2 separate regions of the Homo sapiens genome follow, and region 2 is linked to region 1. A link is a contact called in ENCODE Hi-C or POLR2A ChIA-PET data. All regions are on one chromosome and are shown on one strand. Each heading gives the region's core, a stretch centred on a gene start or an enhancer-like site at or near the end of the contact. The rest is flanking DNA. Distances are from core to core; before and after follow the strand shown. Region 1 overlaps OXA1L-DT (OXA1L divergent transcript). Region 2 overlaps OXA1L-DT (OXA1L divergent transcript).

The links. Hi-C counts contacts between places; a loop is a spot of excess contacts on that map. ChIA-PET counts read pairs that join two places held with the same protein, here RNA polymerase II (POLR2A). Pooled maps may share reads with other maps.
Region 2: a map of B cell shows a loop between it and region 1 (5-fold over the local background). The contact joins two enhancer-like sites. A Hi-C loop is called at or near these places in 2 of 168 maps with a recorded cell type or tissue (B cell and endothelial cell of umbilical vein), 1 of 37 single-sample maps with no recorded cell type and 12 of 50 pooled maps. POLR2A ChIA-PET finds 5 or more read pairs at or near these places in 5 of 52 experiments (GM12878, PC-9, Panc1 and 2 more).

The regions. Positions count from the first base shown.
Region 1 is chr14:22,711,440-22,715,007 of GRCh38, forward strand. The region is part of intron 2 of OXA1L-DT (OXA1L divergent transcript); the gene reads right to left. Among named protein-coding and RNA genes, the nearest start is that of OXA1L-DT, 53 kb to the right of the region's middle. Within about 2 kb of position 1,577, at least 3 of the 41 ENCODE cell types and tissues checked have a DNase peak (open chromatin) inside an H3K27ac peak, as active enhancers do; they include GM12878, where a contact is called at or near this core.
Region 2 is chr14:22,746,792-22,750,359 of GRCh38, forward strand. All of the region lies in intron 1 of OXA1L-DT (OXA1L divergent transcript), which reads right to left. Among named protein-coding and RNA genes, the nearest start is that of OXA1L-DT, 18 kb to the right of the region's middle. Within about 2 kb of position 2,005, at least 4 of the 41 ENCODE cell types and tissues checked have a DNase peak (open chromatin) inside an H3K27ac peak, as active enhancers do; they include GM12878, where a contact is called at or near this core.

The sequences.
Region 1 (3,568 bases), core at 327-2,826:
ATTGTGCCTAATATCCAGAAGGAAACAAAATGATATTACTCCCAATATCGCAGGGGGTGTACACTTTTCCTGTGATATTCTTCCTAATATCACAAGGGTGAGAAAAGGAAAAGTCCCAATACTGCAGGGGGTGTACACCCCCACCGTGATATTGTTCCTAATATTCATGGGGGGAGAGGATGATATTACTTCCAATATCGCTAGGGGTGTACACCCCCACGTTATATTTCCCGAATATCCAAAGGGGGAGAGGATGATATTACTCCAAATATCGCAGAGGGTGTAGACCCCTTCTGTAACATTGTTGCTAATATCCAAAAAGGGAAGGGATGATATTACTCTCAATATCGCACAGGTCATACACCTCTTCTGTGATACTGTTCGTCATATCCACAGTTGAAAATAATGATATTATGCCCAATTTCACAGGGGGGGTACAACCCCCAGGTGACAATGTTTCTAATATCCAGGTGGAGTGAGGATGATATTACTTCCAATATCGCAGGGGGTGTATGCACCTTCTTTCGTATTGTTCCTAATATCCAAAGTGAGAGAGGATAATATTACACCCAATATCACCGGGGCTGTACACCTCACTTGTGATATTGTTCCCAATATTTAGAGAGAGAGAGAGAGAGGATATTATGCCCAATATTACAGGGGGGTGAACCACTGTTCCTAATATTCAGGGACGCAGAGGATGATATTATTCCCAATGTCGCAGGGGGTGTACACCCCTTCTGTGATATTGTTTCTAATATCCAGGGGAAGAGAGCATAATATTTCTCCCAATATTGCAGGGGGTGTACACCCACCTTGTGCTATTGTTTTTAATATCCAGGACAGAAGAGGATACTATTAGTACAAATATCAGAGGGGGTGTAAAACCAGGGGTAAAGAGAATGATATTACTCCCAACATTGCAGGGAATGTACATTCACCTTGTGATATGGTTTCTCATATCTAGAGAGGGAGAGGATAATATTACTCTCAATATCGAAGGGGGTGTACACCCCTCCTGTGATGTTAATATCCAGGTTAGGGGAGGATAATATTACTCCCAGTAATGCAAGGGGTGTACACCCCTCCTGTGATATTTTTCCTAATATCCAGGGTGGCAGAGGTTGATATTACTTTCAATATTGCAGGGATGTACACATCCCTTGTAGTATTGTTCCTAATATCCAGAAGAAAAAAGATGACATTACTCCCAATATTGCAGCAGTTGTACACCCCCTTTGTGATATTGTTCTTAAAATATAGCAGGGAGAAAATGATATTACTCTCAATATCGCGGAGAGTATACAACTCCCCGTGATATTGTTCCTAATATCCAGGTTCGGAAAGGATGATATTACTTTCAGTATCTCAAGAGGTGTACACCTTGCCTGTGATATTGTTCCTAATTTCCATGGGCGAAGAGGATAATATTACTCGCAATATTGCAGGGAGTGTACAGCCCTCCTGTGATATTGTTCTGAATATCCAGAAAGGAAGAAAATGATATTACTTCCAATAACGCACGGGATGTACACCCCCACCTGTGATATTGTTTCTAATATGCGGAAGTGGAGAGGATTATATTACTCCCAATATCGAGATGTTGTACAACCTTTCTGTGATATTGTTCCTAATATCCAGGGGGGTAAAGGATAATATTACTCCTAAGATCACAGTTGGTATACACCTCTCTGTAAGGCTGTTTCTAATATCCAGGGAAGGAGAGGATGATATTACTCTTTTTTTTTTTTTTTTTTTTTTTGAGGCGGAGTCACGCTCTGTCACCCAGGCTGGAGTGCAGCGGCGCGATCTCGGCTCACTGCAAGCTCCGCCTCCCGGGTTCACGCCATTCTCCCGCCTCAGCCTCCCGAGCAGCTGGAACTACAGGCGCCCTCTACCGCGCCCGGCTAATTTTTGTATTTTTTTTTTTTTTTTTTAGTAGAGACGGGGTTTCACCGTGTTAGGCAGGATAGTCTCGATCTCCTGACCTCGTGATCCGCCCGCCTCGGCCTCCCAAAGTGCTGGGATAACAAGCGTGAGCCACCGCGCCCAGCCGTGATATTACTCTTAACATCGCAGGGGGTGTACACTTCCCCTGTGATATTGTTTCTAAATCCAGAGGGGAAGTGGATGATATTACTCCTAATATCGCACGGCGTGTACACCTTTCCCACCATGATATTGTTCCTAATATCCAGGGCGGGAGAGGATGATATTACTCCCACTATCGCAGGGGTTGCATACCCCCTCTGTGATATTGTTTTTAATATCCAGGGGGCAGAAGATGATATTACTCCCAATATTGCAGAGGGCGTACAAAGCCCCGCCCCGTGATATTCTTCCTAATATCCAGGAGGGGAGAGGATGAAATTACTCTTTATATTGCAGGAGGCATACACATCCGTGTGATAATGTTTTTAGTATCAGTTGGGGAGAAGATGATATTACTTTCAAAATCGTGGGGGTGTACACCCCCCGTTGTGATATCGTTTATAATATCCAGGAGGGGAGAGGATGATATTACTCCCAATATCGCAGGGGGTGTGCACCCTCCCTGTGATTTTATTCCTAATATTCAGGTGGGAAGAGGATGATATTACTCCCAATATCGCAGGTGGGGAAAACACCCCGCCTGTGATATTGTTCTTAATATCCATTAAGGGAGCAGATGATATTACTCCCAAAATTGCAGTGAGTGTACACCCACCCTGTAATATTGTTCCTAATATCCCGGGAGGGAGAGTATGTTGTTACTACCAATTTCGAAGGGGGCGTACACCCCCTCTGTGATACTGTTTTTAATATCCAAGGGGAAAGAGGATTATATTACTCCCAATATCGCAGGGGGTGTGCACTCCTATGTGATATTGTTCCTAATATCTAGCGGGGGTAGGGGATAATATTACTCCAAATATCGCAGGGAATGTACACGTTCTCTGGGATATTGTTTTTAATATTTGAGGATGGAGGATGATATTACTTCCAATATTGCAGGGAGTGTACACCCACCCTCTCATGTTTTTCCTAATATCCAGGGGAAAAACTATTACTCTTAATATCACAGGAGGCGTACACACCCCAGCCCCCGATATTGTTCCTAATACCCGGGGGGGCGGGGAGAAGATAATATTACTCCCAATATCAGAGAAAGTGTACATTCCTTCTGTGACATCGTTTCTAATATCCATGGAAGAAGATTATATTACTTTCAAATTTGCAGATGGTGTACACCCCTCCCCCCCGTGATATAGTTCCTAATATCCAGGAGGAGAGAAGATGATATTACTCTCAATACCTCAATATCGCAGGGAATGTAAACACCCCTGTGATATTGTTCCTACTACCCAGGAGGAGGGGATAAAATTATATTACTCCCAATATCGCAGGCGCTGTACACCCCACTGTAATATTTTTCCTAATATCCAGAGCGAGAGAGGATATTATTACTCCCAGTATGGCGGAAGGCGTACACCTTCCCTGTGATACTGTTCCTAATATCCAGGGGGAAAGAGTATGATATTACTCCCAATATTGTAGGAGGTGTACACACCCCAGTGATATTTTTCTC
Region 2 (3,568 bases), core at 755-3,254, 36 kb after region 1:
TTGGTCTAAAGCGCCATGATAGATATCAGCTAACAACACTGAGAACTAGAAGTTCCTCTATAACTTTGCACAATACCCAAAAAATTGTTTATAAGACCAGGTTATCCTTTCTTATTTTTATCCAGTCTCATAGGATGATGGCATTTTTCAAATTAGCATTTTTAATTTATGAATAGAATTATTCTCATACAATAATAAACCCTATTTTCTTCATCTTGAATAACAAACATAAAATCTCCGAGAGGCATTCTACTTTTCAAAATCAGGATCATGTTAAACAACTTCTACATTTAAGGAGAGAGAAAAGCCCAGCCTAGGCAACACAGTGATGTTGCAGGACTTTCCTTAGTTCAGCTAAAGACGGGGTTCTTGTCCGTCCCACTGCCACGAAAATTTAGGCTCACAGACAGTTTAAAGGGTGAGTGAAGTAGGGTTTTACTGAATGAAAAGGGAAATAAAAGGGGGAAACAAGGATCCTCCGCAAGGCCAGAGCCCCCTGCTAGAGCGCATCCCACCCACCCTTTGAATCTCAGGTTCCACACAGGAAGAGGGGCCAGGCTCCTCCCCGCTGCGAAAGTCATGAACTTCCCCAGGCTCCACCTCAGCTGGCAGGCTGGTTGGAGTTTCTCCAGGGACCACCTCCCATCTGGCTGTCTCAGTGAGACCCCATTTCTTTTTTTTTTTTAATTTTTAATTAGCTGTGTGTGGTGGTGCACCCCTGTAGTCCCAGCTACTTGGGAGGCTGAGGAGGGAGGATGGCTTGAGCCTAGGAAGTCAAGGCTGTGGTGGGCCATGATCGCACCACTGCACTCCAGACTGGGCAACAAAGCAAGGCCTCATCTCAAAAAAAAAAAAAAAAATTAAAAATTAAAAAAAGAAAGAAGAGAGAAAAGCCTGTCAAATGAAGTGGGTTTGTTTTTGTTGTTGTTGTTGTTCTTATATAGAGCACTGTGTGTTACACTTAGGGCAGAAAAACCTCCAGAACTCTAAGTTTAATGAATAAAACCAATACATGCCACTGGGACATAAACGTAAAAAGTCAGAAGATAGAACTTGATCGTATCCTAAACAATGAATTAATGTATCTAGATCAGAAACTGGAAGGTTAAAACGTGGAGGAATGAAAGGGATTGGAAGGGCAAAATGTGTTAGGGATTAGCTAGCTAGCATGGTTCAAGGGACAGACTATACAACAAGCACTATTCTCTGATGAGACTGGTTACTTTAGCCAACTTCTGACACAATCAAATAGTAAGACCTCTCAAGCTGAAGACAGACCCCTAGTTGATTTTATCATTGGACAAAATTATACAAAGCCTATCTTAGCAGCAATCAGTTTTCGGTGACACCATTATTTCTTCATGCCCCCAACAAACTGCAGTAGATATGTTGGAATTTAAGCTCAGCACATATAGTCATCCAAATTGTCTCGAAAGGTTACAAAAGATGGGAAGAAAATTATATGTTGTTCTATGAAAACTATGAAAGGAGAGAGTTAGAAAGAAAGATAATCAACAGTGTCAAATACCACTGAGAAATCTAAGACAATGAGGGATGAGAAAAATCCGCCACGCCTCAGGATGAGGAACCCAGGGTTGCCTTCAGCAATCAGTTTGAGTGGCAGAGATGAGGGCTGAGGGAGCAGCAGACGTCAAGAGGGCAGAACAAGGAGTGACTCTGCATTGAGAAAATGGAATTCTGTCCTCAAAACATGTAACAACAAAAGGATGAGGAAATTAGGATAAAAATTGCAGCAAGGTCAAATGAAGGCTTTGGGGTTTGGGGTTTTTGTTTGTTTTTTTCAGCAAGGAGGAAAAAGGATTATGTCTGCAGGCAGAGGAGAGAAGAAGAAATTAAAGGTGCTTAAGCTAGACAAAAAGAAGATAATTAAGACAGAAAATCTTTGATTGCAGATGTTATAGCACCCACCAGGGAGAAAAGGGAGAGAACAGAGAGGACTGAAAACATAAGGTTAGTTTAAACTTAGAAAGAGGAAGTTCAGTTCCTCGCCTAAGATGGGGAAGAGAAAGAAATTGCCACAGAGTTGTTTTGGAATTAAAAGGCTTATCTCGCATGGTCTTTATTTTGCCAGCAAAGTAACAGATAGCCCCTGTCAAAGGAGAAGGGGCACGGAGGGGCACCAAGAGGAGGGTGCAGGAGAGAAAAGGCTTAGAACAATGGTGGGCAGGAAACTGCAAAGAAATGGACACCTGACACCAGGTGTCAGTACCTACTCGGTAGATGTTTGAATAAATTGATAAGACATTTTAAAAGGCCAGACTCGGTGGCTCATGCCTGTAATCTTAGCACTTTGGGAGGCTGAGGAGGGATGATAACTTTGGGCCAGGAGTTCAAGACCAGTCTAGGCAACATAGTGAGACCCCGTCTTTACAAAAAAGTAAAATAAAATAAAAGTTTTTTAAAAGACATTTTAAAAAATAGCTGGTTAGTAATGGGGAGAGTCCCACTGATAAGATGATAAAATTTTCTTATAACTTTTATATCTTTCTGCAGTACCACTATAGTGTTGATAGTAGACTTGCAGAATCAAAAGAAGGAAGGATAAATTACTGTCTTCACTGTGACCTGGTGGCTTTCCCTAGTGGTGCTAGAGGAAAAGTAAGAGCTCCAGGGAACCTAGGCTTTTGCTTTGTAAGGATAGCCTCAATATTGGTACACACTTCGAAACATGGGCTGGGTAAGAATTTAAGTGTAGCCAGAAAAAATATCTTGGTATGAGCTTCATTTATCAACACTTTATCATAAATTCATCATTGTATCTTCAAATTTGTGATTTTTAAAAATGTTGCCACCTTTTCTTTGTGAGGCTGTTCTCAGCCATCTGCTCTTGGCACTTCACACCACTCACCCGAAGAGCTCAAGCAATCATAGTTACTGTGACCACATCAGTGCTGACGAGAACAAAACGTTTTCAGATCATGTCTCTCCCACAAACTCCAGGGCCATAGTTGATCTATGTACAAGTTATCTCCACTTGAATAGCCCGCTGTCATTGCAAATTCAATATTCTCAAAACCAAACCTGACACCTTTCAAAAAAAACACAGCTGCACTTCTGTAACTGGCAAGACCCAGTCAGGAGACAGAAACCACACCAGTGTATGGAAAGAATTAAATATAAAGGATTTTTAAGTAATTATAAAGTTGCTAATTAGGTAACTAAAAGAGCAAAAAGAGAACTCTAAAGGACCACAGAGGTAGCAATTGCAGAATGCAGTTGCCACCCCTACAGCTGAGGGAACAAAGGGAAGAGGCCAGGGTGATTAAAACTTTGAAGCTCAGGCTGGGCACAGTGGCTCACGCCTGTAATCCCAGCACTTTGGGAGGCCGAGGTGGGTGGATCACGAGGTCAGGAGATCAAGACCATCCTGGCCAACATTGTGAAACCCCGTCTGTACTAAAAATACAAAAATTAGCTGGGTGTGCTGGCACACGCCTGTAGTCCCAGCTACTTGGGAGGCTGAGGCAGGAGAATCGCTTGAACCTGGGAGGCAAAGGTTGCAGTAAGCCAAGATTGCACCACTGCACTCCAGCCTGGTGACAGAGCG